Regions from separate parts of the Mus musculus genome. Here region 2 is linked to region 1. A link is a loop called in an ENCODE intact Hi-C map of the cell type or tissue named here. Cell type or tissue: left cerebral cortex. All regions are shown on one strand. Each heading gives the region's core, and the rest is flanking DNA. Links, peaks and the distances in the headings are about the cores only. Region 1 holds the start of Stambp (STAM binding protein). Region 2 holds the start of Dguok (deoxyguanosine kinase).

The links. Hi-C counts contacts between places; a loop is a spot of excess contacts. Peaks named below come from ENCODE experiments on the same cell type or tissue, not always from the same donor. Only the 100,000 strongest peaks of a DNase experiment are listed, where the experiment ranks them.
Region 2: it touches region 1 in a loop (2.5-fold over the local background); 3 of 42 quality-filtered maps call a loop at or near these places.

Annotation. Positions count from the first base shown.
Region 1 is chr6:83,564,685-83,573,103 of GRCm38, reverse strand. It overlaps Stambp (STAM binding protein), which reads left to right and starts at 600. Exons shown (of 10, transcript NM_024239.2): 1 at 600-693; 2 at 2,585-2,801. The coding sequence starts at 2,599. It overlaps Gm21284 (predicted gene, 21284), which reads right to left and starts at 5,065. Exons shown (of 8, transcript NR_078345.1): 1 at 4,930-5,065. In left cerebral cortex, for the core only: CTCF peaks have their summits at 526 and 4,014 (motif pointing right); DNase peaks (open chromatin) are centred at 607, 1,086 and 4,005; H3K4me3 peaks cover 1,276 bases; H3K27ac peaks cover 1,221 bases.
Region 2 is chr6:83,504,985-83,513,433 of GRCm38, reverse strand. It overlaps Dguok (deoxyguanosine kinase), which reads left to right and starts at 6,465. Exons shown (of 7, transcript NM_013764.2): 1 at 6,465-6,686. The coding sequence starts at 6,545. Actg2 (actin, gamma 2, smooth muscle, enteric) reads left to right here. Exons shown (of 9, transcript NM_009610.2): 9 at 306-525. The coding sequence ends at 449. In left cerebral cortex, for the core only: CTCF peaks have their summits at 732 (motif pointing right), 3,008 (motif pointing right), 3,778 (motif pointing right) and 6,479; DNase peaks (open chromatin) are centred at 3,010, 3,785, 6,482, 6,871 and 1 more place; H3K4me3 peaks cover 1,595 bases; H3K27ac peaks cover 2,730 bases.

The DNA of each region.
Region 1 (8,419 bases), core at 420-8,419:
CCCCCTTGAAATATTAATTCGCTATTATTCCGATGGAGGAGCCATTGGCAGGAAACTCCTGCTTCAGAATGGGACCCTTGGAGGCTCTCAGAGACTGAACCACCAACTAAAGAGCATAAGCAGGCTGGATTTAGGCCCCCCACACATATGTAGCAAATGTGCAGCTTGGTCTTCATGTGGGTCCCCCAACAACTGGAGTGGGGGCTGTCTCTAAAGCTGTTCCCTGTCTGTGGGTCCCGTTCGCATAACTGGGCTGCCTTCTCCGGCCTCAGCGGGAGAGGGGAGAGGATGAGCCTAGCGTTGCAAAGACTTGATGTGCAACAGTCAGGGGGAGTGGGATATCCAGAGGGAGGAAGGGAGGGATTGTGCGTCGCGGGGGGGGGGGGCGGGGAGAGCGGGGAGTGCAACGGTAGGGATGTGAAGTGAATAAAAAGATAAATTAATGGGGGGAAAAGCATACTGGTTTCTGCTGCAGTCCCCTCTTTCACTAGGTTCCCTTTCCTTCCTGGTTCGTTTTCTTTACCAAAAGGAGCGCTGCAGCGCTCCCTCTCATTGGTGGAAGATTCCAGCCCCACCCACCAGTTCTCCACACCAGGTCCTAAATCCGTGGAGCGTAATTGAAGGAGTGGCGAGAGTGGGCGTGTCATCGGAGGTGACGTTTCCGGAAGCTCTGACTGTCATCCTTCACGAAAGGTGGGAAGGGTCCCGGGAATGCAGCGGGACTGGGGATCCTGGCGCGGTGGGACCCCGCGGGGAGAGGCCGTGAGTGTGGGGTCCGTGTCCCTGGCCCAGGCCGGCCGCGCGCGAGCTCTGGGATGGCCCTGTCTTCAGGGCTGGCTTCAGACCAGCCAGGCCTGGTCTCAACACTCCTTGCATTTTCGAGAAACCTGACTGAGTGCCTTGCATTTTTGGAGAAACCTGACTGAGTGCCTTCTAGATGGGCGCTGCCAGCAGTTACTGCTGGATCCCTCTCCCGATACACACGCTCTGCAGGGTTGCTGAACCCCATGTTGTCCCGAGCCACTCGATGGCTTCTGGAGGATGGTCCTTTCTTTACCCACAAGTGCCTCTCTCGAGAGGTGCCCAGATGGCCAGCATCCCATTCCAATGAGCTCTTCTGGGCTGTGCCCAGTTCGGCGGTTAGGGACGTGGGCAGATTTACACTCTCAAGAGGATGTGTTTTACACTCGCAATGTCCCCACACTCCTAGCAGCCCTCGGCTTTTGCTAGAAAAGGGAGTTTAGTGGGGAAACTTCGTGGACAAAATGCCACCGCAAAGTTAGGGCAAGCTAAAGCAGAACTGGCCTAGAGAAAACAACCTCTGAGGACAGGTGAGTAGAACTGAGATATAGCTGAATGCACAACACTGTAATCTGCGTCTCCCCGGGCAGATGGGAATCCTGACCGAGGAATAAGATGGGAAAAACAAGACTGCTCAGACCCAAGATGAGTGTATTCTAGAACAGGCTGGCTAGGGTGTGCTGTTATCCAGTGCACACCGACAACCCCGTTCCACTCAGGATTATGTGCAACGATGGTGCCAGGGAGCCCAGAAGCAACATCTAGAAAGAATGTAAATTCCTACAGTTTGGGTACCAATGAGTAGGAACTCCTAGAGTGTTCCACCCCAACCTAGGTGCTGTCACTTTGCCGTTTACACCCTGCTTGGCTTGTGGGGACAAGCACGGATTGATGCTTCCAAGCATGAACTACCTGGCCCTGAAAGTGGTGAATGGGATGGGCTGAAGTGAAGGGTGGTTTAGTGAGCAGCGTCAGGAATATTCACCCTAGAAAGGAGCCCCGCATTAACCTTGTGTTCAAAACTGAGGAAGCGTATCCCGGTAAATACCATTTCATCTCTGGTGGAATGAAATGGTCGACATGAATTATCCAGGCCGTGTTCATGAGGATTCACTGAACACACTCTGCCAGGGATTGGGTAAACGGAAGTGGTCATCCGCATAAAGAAACAAGAAAAAGAAAAAGACGCAGTTCTCTGGATGGGCCTCCTACTGATGGAGAGTAACTCTTGGTAGCAGTAAGACCAACCCACAGTGCCCTGTTAATGACTGTGTTCCTTGTACCATCAAATTGCAGGACAAGCTTGGTTTTCTTTTGTTGTTTTTTTTTTTGGTTTTGTTTTTTGTTGTTTTTGTTTTTGTTTTGTTTGTTTGTTTTTTGTTTTGTTTTGTTTTTTTTTACCTGTGTCAGTCCTCAAATCAAGATTTGGGTGTTCATGAGGCCAGGAGGGATAATTTGTTGATCAGAACCTGTATGTAGTGTATGTAGTGTTTTATTTTCTCTAATGTTTTGTTTGTCCATTTCGTATTCTGTTTTTGTTTTGAGACAGGGTTGTTCTTTGTAGCCTTGGCTGTCCTGGAACTTGCTAGGTAATCTAGACTGGCCTTGAACTCAGAGATCTAACCTGCCTCTGCTCCTCAAGTGATAGGATTAAAGGTGTACTCCACCATGGCTGCCTCTTTGTCTAATTTCTTGGGAGGTTTGTGAGAGCTCATCCTGTTCTGACCGCTGGGAAGCTGCGGCCTTGGCTTTGATGTTACCTGTCTTTTCTCTTCTGTCTCAGAACTTATTTGTCCAATGTCTGACCATGGGGATGTGAGCCTCCCACCCCAAGACCGGGTGAGGATTCTGTCCCAACTTGGGAGTGCAGTTGAGTTAAATGAAGACATTCCACCCCGTCGCTACTACCGCTCCGGTGTTGAGATCATCCGCATGGCGTCCGTTTACTCGGAAGAAGGCAACATTGAACATGCCTTTATCCTCTACAACAAGTACATCACGTAAGACAGCTACCGTTGCCTTTTTGGGTCCTGTGCCTGGCATCCCTTGTGCTCTGCCCCTGTGCTCACCTGTGGTTCTCACAGTTGCTGACAGTGGGGTCCTTGACACTGTCAACCATTGATCGGGTTCCAGACAACTTTCACGTGTGAGTCATCCTTGCCATTCAAAGGCACAGGGACAGAAGGTGGTGGTGTTGGACTTAAGAGTTTCCTGAGTAGAAGGCTTGGTTCTCAGGCTGAGACTGCATGTCCCAGTGGTTAGACAAAAGAGTTAGCCGGTAAGCGGGACGTGTTTGCATCGGAGAGTGTTTTGACTGCCCTTTCTCTGCTCAGGCAGGTGGTTACAGGACCACTGCTGGTGTGTGGCAGAGCCCAGGTTCCTGTGCTCACCATGGGCCTTCAGAATGGCATAGGGAAGAGGTTTCCTTCTTAGCCACTGCTGTAGTCACAGCCTCCAGGTGACTCTGGACCACTTGCTGTCTGTGTGACTCATCACAGTGAGACCTTTCCTGGGCTGTTAGTTCATCACGCTTGGGAGGGCAGCGTAAATACAAGATCTCAAGGCGGACCCCAGGGAATGACTCCCAGAGCCCCAGCGACAGGAGAGGTGTGTGGTTGAGGGAGGGGATGGTGTGGTAAAGGTCGTGCTTGTCACGTCCAGTCCTAAGTTTAGTACAACAGGACCTGAACAGCTGCCGGTGACTCAGAGGAACTTGGGGGCTCCAGAGGGTTTTCCCCCTGGTATCATCTCACTGATCTTCATGGGGTGGTGTGTGCAAAGCAGGTGCATCGCCCCCCACCCCCATTCTGTTCCACAGAAGAGCAAACTCGGGCTTAAGAATGCGCTTGGGTTTCAGCTTGCAGTGACACCTCCAAGGTTTTACGGCTCATGTTTCAAGTTTCCATCCAAAGCATGGGTTTGTTTGTTTTTTTTTAATTTTCCATTTAGACTTACAGGAGGCAGTCTGTAGAGACCATAATAAACCTCCCTCCCCATTCCTGTCCCTACAAGAGACACTCTCCCCAGCCCCACGTGTGTCCTCCCAGACAGACACACGAACATCAGTCATACCATGCCGAGTTTCTTATCAGTGCATCAGTCAGGACACACCAGGCTTGTCAGCCTCCTCAAGCACAGTCCTGACAGGGTAGGGAATGGTTCTGTGCTGATTTCTGTGGTGGAGGAAGTTCGCAGCTTCTCTGGTTTGTGCCCACTAGGTGCCAGTAGCACCCCTCCCTTAGCTTTGGCAAACTTGAGTGTCTAGATTCGTCTAGGTTGTTTTCGTTTGTTTCCTTGTGTACAAAAGCTGGGCAGTGGTGGCGCACGCCTTTCATCCCAGCACTTGGGAGGCAGAGGTAGGCGGATTTCTGAGTTCAAGGCCAGCCTGGTCTACAGAGTGAGTTTCAGGACAGCCAGGGCCAAAATGAGAAACCCTGTCTGGAAAAACAAAAATAAAAAACAAACAAACAAAAACAAAAAGGAAGAAATCCTTGTGTACAAAAAGAGATGGCTAGCTGGATTTAGACCATTAGTTTTACTTTGCCAAACCCTGCAATAGACAGGTTGGTGTCTGTTTGATTGGTGGTAGAGGGTGTTATTTCTTTTAGGGTTTTGTTTTTTTGTTTTTTTGAGTGTTTTGTTTTAGTTTTTTAGGTTTTGGGGGGAGGTGGGTTGTTTTTTGGGGGTGGTTTTGTTTTAAGACAGGATCTCTCAACATAGCCATAGCTGTCCTAGAGCTCACTCTATAGACCAAGCTGGCCTCACACACAGGTGCTCTTGCCCCTGACTACTAGGATTAAAAATGTTCACCGTCACGCCCAGCTTAGACAGCTCTTTGTAGAGATACAAAGTAAAATCATGAGGAAGTCATTGAATGGAGATAAGAAGTGTACTGTGTTTTAGGGGGGCAAATTCTAGAGCAGGTTTTTCCATAAAGAGATCTTGTGAACAAAGCCGAACCTAATGGGGCATGCATTGGCTGGGGCATGCATTGGCTGGGGCATGCATTGGCTGGGGCGTGCATTGGCTTGGGCATGCATCTCGTTTGCTTGATTTGTTGGCTTTGGGGTTTGATGTGGGACTGCCTTGTGCTGACTGAGCCTGAAGCAGGAGATGCAGCTATCTTACCTTCAGTGTCCGCCATGGCACCTGCATTGCAGACCCTGATTCTGAGCCTGTGAAATGACAGGCGGGTGGCTGCTGAGAAGTGCTAGCCCAGTGGGGCTCAGACTGGTTTTCACTTGATGTCTTCCTGCCAGGTTACACCAAGTGGCTCACTTCACCAGTTACTACATACAGCGGGAGTGTGGGGGAGGGGCCTGGAGGTAGGCATCTACATCACCACCCTTCGGCCTCCCCCACTCTTGAGAATCTTGTTCTGGACCTTTCATGGATGCTTTAGTTCGGGATTTAAAAGGCATGTCTGTCCTTCCTCCCAGCGTGGTTCAGGCATCTTAATGACATCAGGCATATCTCCCCTCTTGGTAGTAGTTTTCCTGCTGAAGGAATGTGTTGCCTTTTGCAGACCCCAGTATAGAAGAAAGATCTCCAGCATGTGGGATCAGTACATACTTTCATGATGAGCACAGACAATAAGGCAGCCTGTGGATTCTTTCACAGCTTTTTATGGGCATCAGGAGGCTGCACAGGAGGGACTCCGAATAGTCAAGCAGCCCTGGTGTGCTGTACTGTGTGAGCCTCCTCCAACACAAATCCTCCTTCCGAAAGTTAACCATCACCCATATTGAAGGCGTTTACTGGGATTGGGGTTTATAGACCAAAGAAGGGCTCTCCCGTGCTCAGGCTTTCTTCTTCCATGATTAACTTCAGAAACCAGAAAATATGAGATAAGGATCCTTAGTGCATCTTTTATTGACTGTCCTCATGACTTTCTGAGTGAACTGTTTCTATACAAAAATACTTGTTCATGATCATTTTCCCTCAGACATTAGAAGGGAGGAATTCAAGTTAAAAAAAATTTTTTTAATGGCAGGCTAGAGAGATGTCTTATGGGTAAAGTACTTGTCACGCAAGTATGGTATTCAATCCCTGGAGCCCACGTGAAGGAAGGATGGAACTGACTCCACAAGCTGTCCTCTGACCTCCACATGTGCACTGTGGCACATGCAGGGCTGCATGCACGTGCATACACACACACACACACACACACACACATATCACACACATGAATAATAACAATAATAATGTCCCATATGGCACATGTAACAACACCTATGGACTTGTTCCAACAAATTAGCATTTATACATCTGCAAGCAAGCCTCCGTGCACCTTTGGCCTTAATGCATGAATACACCGTCTGTATTCCGTCCTGAGCTTGTTCTTTTAGTGATAAATGGAGCCTTCTCAACCTGAACAGTCTCCTGAATCTCTCCATAGCCAGCTCTCATCTAGTTCCTGCTCAGATGCCATCTCTTATGCTTCCCTTAGCTCCTTCCATCTCCAGTCCCATGCCCCAGTCTCTACCTGTTTCCTTTCCTGGCATTGGTGACTTTCCTTGCACTGATTCCTTTTTAAATGGCATGTATTTATGTTATGTGTGTGTGGGGGGGTTTCATGCATGTATGTCTGTGTACCACATACATGCCTGGTGCCAGAGGAAGCCAGAAGAGAGTGTCATATCCCATGGAACTAGAGATTGTTGTGAGCCTCCATAGGAGTGTTGGGAATCTATCCCAGGTCCTCTGGATGATCTGCCGGTACTCTTAACCTTTGAGCCATCTCTCCATCCCCAGTAGTATTGATTTTTTTTACATACTTTTTTTTAATGTCTGTTCTCCATTGTAATGGGTGCTCTGCAATGAGGGGAAAGCAGCCTTCAGAGCACAGACTGGCACCTTATAGAGATGCTCAGTAAATTGTTTTCGAAAGAGTGAGTGATAACCTTGTTTCACATTTGCACATGTAGTTATCCTGTCTTGATGAACATGATGCTTCCCTGCTTTTATAAGTCCACATTGAACCTTCTTGTATGTATATTTTGGTATGTGCATAGATGTAATTATGTTGATCTTGAGTTCCTTGAAGCCAAGCTGTAGATTTTGTGCATATGTACATTGTAATTTTGAATAATTGTCTTCCATCTTTTCCTTCCAATAAGAAAAAAGGTTAGATCTCTTTACAGTCTTGATAACACATGGGAACACACATCTTCCTACACCTGAGCTTACGGCAGGCACCAGCCGACCTCGAAGCCTTTGCCAATCTGATGGTAAAACCGCTATCTCACATTTACTTAGAATTTCCTTCATCAGAGATGAAGCTGAGCGCCATATAGTCACTGTGTGCCTTTCCCGTTTTGTTTCCTGGTTTTCTCGTTGCTCTGTCACGTGGTTCTCCTGTTTGCTGACGTGTCTTTGTTTTGATGTATTTGCTTTCTTTAGTCTGCAACCAGATATAACCCCAAACAAAAGCACCCATCCACACCACTGCTGTGTTGTGCTGCACCTAGGACATTTCCAGCCCTGGCGTTAGATCTCCAAGATGGTTCTCATCCTCACCTTTTGTTCCTGTGACTGCTACTGATGATAATCATATGCACACATGGCAGATGTTGGCTATGTACACAGTCCTTTATTTATTTATTATTATCATCATCATTATTATTATTTGGTAGTAGTAGTCGTCGTTATTGTTGTAGTATGGGGAGGTATGTGAATAACTTGTGATTTGCATGTTCAGAGGTGAAAGGACAGCTCTCAAGTATCCTTGAAGTCCTGCTTCTGGATGGGTAGCTAGGCCCAGCAGGCTTGCACAACATGGGGTTTTACCCACAGAGCTCTTGTGTTGTTTGTCAGCCTCTATGGTTAAATAAGTTTATGATTTTGCATAGCGCTTCCTTCACAGTTATTTAGGCATCTGCTTGTGCAGCACAGGCTGCATATGCCTGGAAGTGGTGCACAGCATTCTTCTCTGAAGGATTTTGAGTCCCAGGAGAAACCTCCTGAGGTCAAGGTCACAAGAGCAATAACGGACGTGGGTTTCGCATATCTTAGCCTACTATCCCTGGCTGCAGAAGTCCTGGATTCTGATTAGCATTTCTGTTACTGTGATAAGCCACTGACCAATAGCAGCTTGAGAGAAAAGGATTTACTTAGCTTATAGGGATCCTAGACAGGAATTTGAAGAGAAATCAGCAGAGGAATGCTGCTTGCTGGCTTGTTCCCTGGTCCATGCTTAGTGACCTTTTTGATACAGTCCAGGCCATCTGCCTAAAGATCCCACCACTCACAATGGACTTGGCCCTCCTTCATCAATTAGCAACCAACACGCTGTTCCATAGACAAGCCTGCAGGCCAGTCTGATGGGGGCAATTCCTCAACTAAGGTTTCCTCTTCCCAGGTATGTCACATAGACAACTAAGATTAGCCATCACAGAGTGAAGGATGTTTTATGACAGAGGCCCTTTCTGTCATATCACAAGGAAAACACTTTTCAGAGTTACACTTTGGGCATAGGACAGGCTTTTATTTAAGTGAGGTTTGTGGTGGTGGGGGGGTCTTTTCTTCTGTTTTGAGACATTCTCACTATGTAGTTCAGTCTAGTTTAAAGCCAGCAATGTCTCCTCAGCTTTGGAATTCAAAGTTTCAATGGATGCTA
Region 2 (8,449 bases), core at 125-8,124, 59 kb after region 1:
CTTAACCACCAAGCCAGCTTTCCAGTCCCTAGCTTTCATTTCTGACCACAAAGGCTACCCTTTTTCAGCAACGGGCTAAGAAGATTTCTGGTTTCTGGTCCTCCTTGCTCATTTTTATTGTGTTGTTTGTCTGTTTTTTGAGATGGGATCTTGTGTTGATCTGGATGGTTTAGAACTCTTCTTCTCATGTGAGCACCTAGTTTTGAAGCTCCCCAGTATCTGAGATCATAGCATGCAAAAGTGTACCCCATTCTTATACACTGTCTTGGGGGATGGTCATAATTTGCCACATTTTCTCTTTGCAGATTATCGCTCCTCCTGAGCGGAAGTACTCAGTCTGGATTGGCGGCTCCATCCTGGCCTCTCTCTCCACCTTCCAGCAAATGTGGATCAGCAAGCCAGAGTATGATGAGGCAGGGCCCTCCATTGTCCACAGGAAATGCTTCTAAAGTCAGAGGGCCTTCTCTGGGGATCCCCACAAGACTGCTGTCACCAGCCACAGATCATTAAAACCTTCAAGCCTTATTTCTCTGTGTGAGGCTCTTTTGTTCCTGGATGCTCCTACATGTGTGTCTCACAGACAATGCTAAGGGATTTTCAAGAATTATTATTATTATTATTATTATTATTATTATTATTATTATTATTATCCTTCTTGTTAGATGTGTATGGGAGTTTTGCCCGTGTTTCTGGGTGTTACATGTGTGCAGTACCCAAGAAGGACAGAAGAGGGCATTGCATCCCCTGGGACCTGAGTTACACATGGTTGTGAGTTGCCATGCAGATTCTAGGAATTGATTTTAAGTTTTCTCTAAGAGCAACCAGTACTCTTAACCACTGAACCATCTCTCTAGTCTGTTGTTGTTGTTGTTGTTGTTGTTGTTTTTGTTGCAATTATGTGTTTGTGTGGGTATATGTGCATGTGATGAGTGCAGGTACCTACAATGATCATAGGGCCACATGGAGCAGAAGTTACCGTTACTGTGAGCCACCAAACAAGGATGCTCTGTGCTAGGCACCAAGTTCAGATATTCTATAAGAGCAGCAAGTGCTCTTACTCACTGAGCCATCTCTTGAGTCCTTCATGACACATGTCTAATCCCCACACTGCTCCTTAGAAGTAGGTGCTATAATTATCCCCACATCACTGATAAGGACTCACATTTCTGAAAGTCTGAGTTTCTTATTCTCACCTTATGAAAATAAGATGGCATTGTAGACTAACTTTGGTGTCAAATATACCTGAGCTTCCTTGGTTCTAGGAAGTCTTCCCCAAGACCTCAACTCCTTTGGGTTTCCATTTATGGAGTGGCCCTTGTCACAGCTAGCTTACTAGCAACTAGGCCATCATGCTAGTTAGTATTGAAAGGCCCTCATTTCTGCTGGATGTCCTTTTCTTCATCTGCCTAGCCTAGTTCTGGCCTCCATGCTCCAGAAAATACAGCCTGGCCCCTAGCCATTGCAAACATATTCACTTAAAGGCAGTGGGGCCGGTGGCCAAGAGGAGAGACCTTAAATTCTTGGACAGTAGCTCACACTTGAGTTCTTGTTGAGAACATGTTTGAAAGACTCCTTGGAGGAGCACAATCTGAGAATCTAGCTCCCAGAAGCAGATCCTGAAATCGGGATTTGTAGGGGAGTTCACCCTGGGAGCACAAAAGCTCTTTGACCTGTGTGTGCTTCCTCAGGGACTTCTCTATGGGACTGGCTGCTGGAAGGCAAAGCTCAGCATACATACAACACACACAATGTACACATTACACTACGGTACGTACATACAACACACACAGTGCATTCACTATATATATCTCACAACACACATACAGAGATTCAAGGACAGGTAAAGACTGACTGACTCTGGAAGAATGCTCAGGAACCTCCACATGTCCACCTCAGGGGAGAGTGGACAGGCTGACTAGTCCCACCCTCCCCATCCTCCGTATCCATCCAACTTCCTGTATCTCCCCTTTACCCCATACTTCTATTTCTCTACTTGAAAAAAAATCACAAAAAATGCCATCCTAGGTTATTCAAACTTTCAATATGTTGATAGAATACAGACAGACAGACAGACAGACAGATAGACAGTGTCTATCTATATGAGTATATGCATATGTGGTGTGCTGGTGCGTGGAGGGTGGAGGGCATCCAGTGCCCTCCTCTATCATTTTCTGCCTATTCTTTGAGGCAGGACCTCTCCCTGAATCTGTGGTTTATGCTTTCTCAGCTAGCTGGAGACCAGCAGGCCTCGGCAATCCTCGTGTCTTCACCCACCTTAGAAATATGGTTTCAGACTATGGGAATGCCTACAAATTTAGCAAGTGACATTTTCCTGGAACCTGAACTCCAATCCTCATGATGATGGATCAAGTGATCTCAATAGTTGCACCATCTCTCTAGTCCCCTGTCCTAGATTCTTTAGCTGATGTCATGGTATCTGCTGATAAAGAGGTTCTGTGATTTGAAAATAAGAAGAAAATATCTAAAAGGAGGCTAGACAGATGGCTCAGTGGGAAAAGTACTTGCTGTACATGTATAGAGAACACACACATAAAGAACACACATAAATCTGGATGCAGTAGCACCATTCTGCAATCCCAGTGGTTCTACAACTAGATGGGAACAGAGACAGATGTATGTTCAGAAGCTCATGGGCCAGACAGCCTGGCACGCACAGTGGGAAACAAGAGAGCCTATCTTGAACAACACAGAAGGCAAAACTCCACACCTGAGGTTATCCTCTGGCCTCCATATGTGCACTGTGCTATATGCACTCACACATATACAAGCAAATATAAACACACGAATATGCATATACACCACACACTAAATAAACAGATGTCCAGGCAACAGAAGAAAGCTACCTCTTTGAACATTTGTCTCAAAATTTTTAGTGATGTCATGGTCTTTAATGTGTTGTCAGCCAGTTTTACTTATGATCACAGCATTTATAAGCACTTGAAAAATAATTGTAGAAGTGGCCAACCAATGACTGGTCCAGCTTGAGACCCATGCCACGAGAGGGAGCCCATGCCTAACACTGCCTAGAGGGCCAGGAACCAGAGACTGGATAGTCCAGAAACCTAGGATAGAAACAAACATGACCGGCTACTTAATTAATTAAAAGTTAAAAAGTCAATAGAATGATTCCTAATGATACTCTGCTATACTTACTATAGCCCTGAGCCTAGCATAATCATCATCAGAGGGGCTTCATCTGGCAGCTGTTGGCAGCAGATTCAGAGATCCACAGCCATTAGTATCTGATCATGCGGACTGGAAGAAAGACTTAGAAGCCAGAGTGGTCAAGGACACAAGAAAACGGCCCACACAATCAATTAACCAGGGCTCATAGGTGCTCACAGAGATTAAACTGACCATCACGGAGCTTGTATAGGTCTGACTTAGGTTCTCTGCACCTATGTTACAGTTGTATAACAGTGGGAGCGGGGTAAGGGCTTCTCTCTGACTCTTTTGCCTGTTTTGGGGACCCTTTTCCTCCTACTGGGTTGCCTCATCCAGCTTTAATGTAAGTGGAGGTGCCTAGTCTTATTGCAACATGATAAGCCATGTTTGGTTGATATCCCTAGGAGGCCTGCCCTTTTCTGAAGGGAAATGGGAGTCGGGTAAAGAAAGAAAAATAATCCATCCTTCAGAGCTGCACTGGGAGAGCTGAGGGGACCTGACATAGAGCAGATGCTTAGCGAATGTGAAATGAGTGAAGGGAACCTTCCTGACAGTGTCTGGCAGGGCTGCATCAGCCATATGCATCAACTCCAGCAGATGGCTCACAGCCACCAGGAGCGGGAAAGTGACTCATTCCCCAAGGTAACGGGAGTGAATCCCATTACACAACGGGCCAGGACTTTCCTCCGGCTAGCTCCAGAGCTTGGAAAGACTCTATGGACACCATCAATAGGAACTAATCCCTCTGGGGAGGAGTTACTTTAATGGTGCATTCGATTGTTGATTGTTCTTCCTCGGGCATAGGATGGTGCCCTGATCCTAGAATCCAAAATGTCGCTCTCAGGCTAGTGTTTTGAATCTGTCCCCAGCCTAGGACACTCAGGCCTTCAGGAGATGAGGCATGTCTGGAGGGTAGGTCTGTCTCTAAGGTGGGCCTTAATCCGTTGTCCTGGACTGAAATCCTTTGAATCCAAGAGCCAACAAACCTTTCCTCTCATACCTTGCTTGTGTCAGGTATCATGCTACAGCAACAAGAAAAGTAACTAACCCAGCTCTTGTTTGTTCTATAAAACCCTAGCTTCATGCTGCAGGCTCTTTCTCTTAGGAATTTAGAATAGAACCAAAGAGATTCTGAAAAAAAAAAAATCAGACCAGGTCTTGTGTAGCCCAGGCTTGACTTCAAATTCCTTTTGTAGTTGAAAATACCCTGAACTCTTAATTGCCCTGCTTCTACCTCCAAGGGTGCAGTGATTATTATTATTATCATACCCAGCCTGATTAATTCTTATGAATGGCATAGCATATAATAAGTATAAAAAGGATAAAAAGATCATTATCAATAGTGGCATCAGAGTAACTGGCAGGTAACTAGATAAAGATGGTTTGGTTCATTAATTCACTCTATAAATCCAAAATAAAAAAGAAATAGATAGGCATGATGACCTGCCTTTACTGAGAAGGCTGAGGCAGAAGGACAGCCGGCTAAGCCATCTCTCTAGTCCCATGCTGAGTCATGTGTGTGTGTGTGTGTGTGTGTGTGTGTGTATACACACACACACACACACACACACACACACACACACACACACACACAATAGCTTTCTTCAGACACACTAGAAAAGGGCATCAGATCCCATTACAGATGGTTGTAAGCCAACATATGGTTGCTGACAATTGAACTCCGGCCCTATGGGAGAGCGAGCAGTCGTGCTGTTAACCGCTGAGCAGTCTCTCCAGCTTAATTCATCTCAATAACCATAAACTTCTTTAAGGCAAGGCTTCACACTGTGTCCCAGGCTGACCTGCAGGGCTTGAATTGGCAACACTACTCCTGACTCAGCCTCTCAATTACAATGACCCCGAGGACAGAGAGACTCTCATTCTTTGGGGGACAGGGGCAGTTAAGTATTTCCCAGCTCTGATTTTATACAAGCAAAGAAATGTAATCGGTATTTCTGCACAGTGATGGTTACTGGTGTGTGGCAGTGGCAATGGATAGAATTTAGCGGCTCCGATCTCCACGAGAATCCTACCTAGATTATAGTTGTTGTAGCCAAGGCTAAGTGCAGTGGTCAGAGGACACCTTTCAGGTGGTGGTTCTCTCATTTCACCACGTGGGACCTGAGGATTGTGACCCTGTGGTGAACAGGCTTAGCAGCAAGTGCCTTTAGTCAACTTGCAAGCCCCCTCCTCCTTTTTGAGCTAGTCTCGTACATCCCAAGATGGCCTCCAATGCACTGTGTAGCCAAGGATGACTGAACTTCTGAGCCTCCTACCTCCACCTCTCAAGTTCTAGGATTACAGGCGTGTGCCACCATACTGGAGTTCTCTGCTCCAGATCCAGCCCACAGCTTTGTGTGTGCTAGGCTCCACAGGTCACATCTTTCCAACAACTGCAGGACTGTAGATTTTATGTTTCAGAAAGTCTCTTCCATGCCTCCTCTCCCCTCACTCACTGCATATAGTCCTGTACATGTCTCCTCTCCAGGATTCATTCTTACAGAGCCAATACCATGCTTAATCCAACTCGTTATCCTGATGAGATTCCTCCAAGTGAACATTTACCTATTTAAAGGTCAAAATAAAATGGGGTGTGATAAAATAAATGGTCCAACATTGTGCTGACAGTTACACAGGATGCGAAACATTACTTGTGTAAGTTATTGGATTGTTCCCTTCCTGCTTAAAACAGTCCAGTCTCTTCCTGTAGGCAATAAAGTCCCAAAGTATGGAGGAAGAAGGCATTTATCTTAGGGCCAGTGAGACGGCTCAGCAGGTAAAAACACTAGCTGCCAAGACTGATAGCCTGAGTTTGAGCAGACTCTTATAAGTCGTCCTGACCTCTACAAGTGCGCCATTAATGAGTAAGTAAAATGATACGTAATGAGCATGCTGGAACACACATTGTAGGCTCACCACTTGGGACGGGGAGGCAGGAGGACCAACTGCACTACATGAGACCTTGTCTCAAAATATCAAAATAAATAAGTATAACAAGATTTTTGTTGTTCTGTTTTTCAAGACAGGGTTTCTTTGTGTAGCCCTGACTGTCCTGCGACTCACCCTGTACACCATACTAATATGCAATATACACATATTAATTAAAACGATGAGAGGGCTACGGACGCCTGAACTCTACTTCAGCACACCCTCCTACACCACAACACCGAGACACTCCCACATCGTCCCTGCAAATGTCGCGAGAACAGAGCAGCTCCTGCGGCCTCACCCGCCTAGAGAGCTAAAACCAGCCACTTCCTGCCTGACGGCCCTCTGACGTCAAAGGTGCGCTGGCGTCGCTTGATCGCAGGCGGAAGTGCTCTCGGCGGAAGTGCCCGCCTTGCTCGGCTTGGGTAGGATGGCTGCAGGTCGGTTCCTTCTGCGTCGTCTCCGAGCGTCTTTCCGTTCCCCGCTGCGGAACGCGCTCGTGGACGCGCCACACGCCAGGGCCATGCACGACGGGGGCGGCCCCCGAAGGCTCTGCATTGAAGGCAACATCGGTAAGGGCCAGAAAGTGGCTGTCGAGCCTTGGCCTCCGCCGAGTAGGTGGCTGAGAGGCTGGGAAAAGAAGTTGGCCTCAGATCTGTCCCACCCTGCCCACCTGACCCCTTCTGCTGCCACCGCCCAACCTGCCGGCCGGTTCTGCATGTCAGGCCTTTCTCCCACAGTGCACCGCGGGTTTTGATTTTGGGAGACATTGGGCCCCAGTACCCGCCCACCTACTCACCCACGGGGACGTAATAGCCTGACGCAGGCTTTAGATAGCCCCAGAATTATACTGGTTTACTGGCATGTTTCATTCGCTAGAAATAGATGCGACAGTGTGCCGGTTCTTTTCCTAAAATAGCATCACCAGATTTAGCAAAAATAAAAATAAATGTCCAGTTTACATAGTTTAAGATAATTTTGGTGTGTCACATGCAGTATTTGGGGCATACACTTAAAAAATGAGCCATTGTTTATTTAGACTTTTTTTTTTTTTTTTTTTCCCCTGAGACAAGGTTTCTCTGTGTAGCGTTGACTGTCCTGGAACCCGCTCTGTAGACCAGGCTGGCCTAGAACTCAGAAGAGATCCGCCTGCCCCTTGCCTCCCTTGTGCTGGGATTAAGGGGATGTGGCACCACCGCCTGGCTTAGATCAATTCTTAACAGATTCCATTTTCACTATTTTGCTGTACCCCCATGTTAATTGCACTACAAATTATTATGACAGTGTTCTATTGTTTTGAAACAGTCACTGTGTAGCCCTAGCTGGCTTGGATCTTGCTATTTAGACCAAGCTGGGCTCAAACTCACAGAAAGTTGCCTGCCTGGTTAGGAAGGATCATGCTTCTTAAATTTAGAAATAGATACTTATTATATATTTTGTTATAAGTAACCCAGTATCTTAAAAAACAAAAAAGCAACATGGAAGGAAAATGGCTCAACTCACTGTTGCTGAATTCTGAGGGTACTTAGCTCTGCACAGATGCTGATAATGCTATCAGGTGTGGGCTGCTCAAGACATTCTAGCAGCAAATAGTTTCTCGTTTTATTCATTCAGCAAATCGCCCTTTGAGTGTCTTCTCTGTGCTGGCACTGTTCCTTGACCCTACGGATACAGCCATGACCAGATCAAATAAAAATTCTGCACTTTAATAGGAAGTGATACATAATAAAGCTACAGAAATTAATTAAGCGGGGTAAATAAACAGTGGATGAGCTATTGATGAGTAAGATGAGAGGTTGAGGGTGGTTGTCTGTCTTCCAAATATAGTAATTGCCAAGTACCTCACTGGTGAAGGGATGCTGGATCAATAACCTGAACAGTGTGGGGGAGTGAGCGAGGTGGGCAGCTGACCAACAGTATTCCAGGCAGAGCAAGTCGGAAGGCCTGGGGATAGAATGGTGTGTTCAGTGAGCAGGAGGGAACCCATTCCAGCCAAAGTAGAGTCACCAAGGAGGGCAGTGGAGGAAATGATCAGGTGGATGAAGGAGGACCGGGTTGTGTAGATCCCAAAGACTATCGTGGGTTGTTTTCTTAATTTTAAATTTTACTCTCTTATATATTATATCCCAACGGCAATTTCCTCCTTCCTCTCCTCCCAGCCTCTCCCTCCACTACCCTCCATCCATTCTTGCGTTTCTCATCAGAAAAGGACAGGCCTCCCATGGATAACACCCTGAGACAGGAAGCCATTCAATGGTTTGAGGTGTTGAGAGATGAAAGCATCTCTGCTCAGTGCATAGGAAGTGGAAGGTTTCAGTTAGGAAGCCATTGCAGT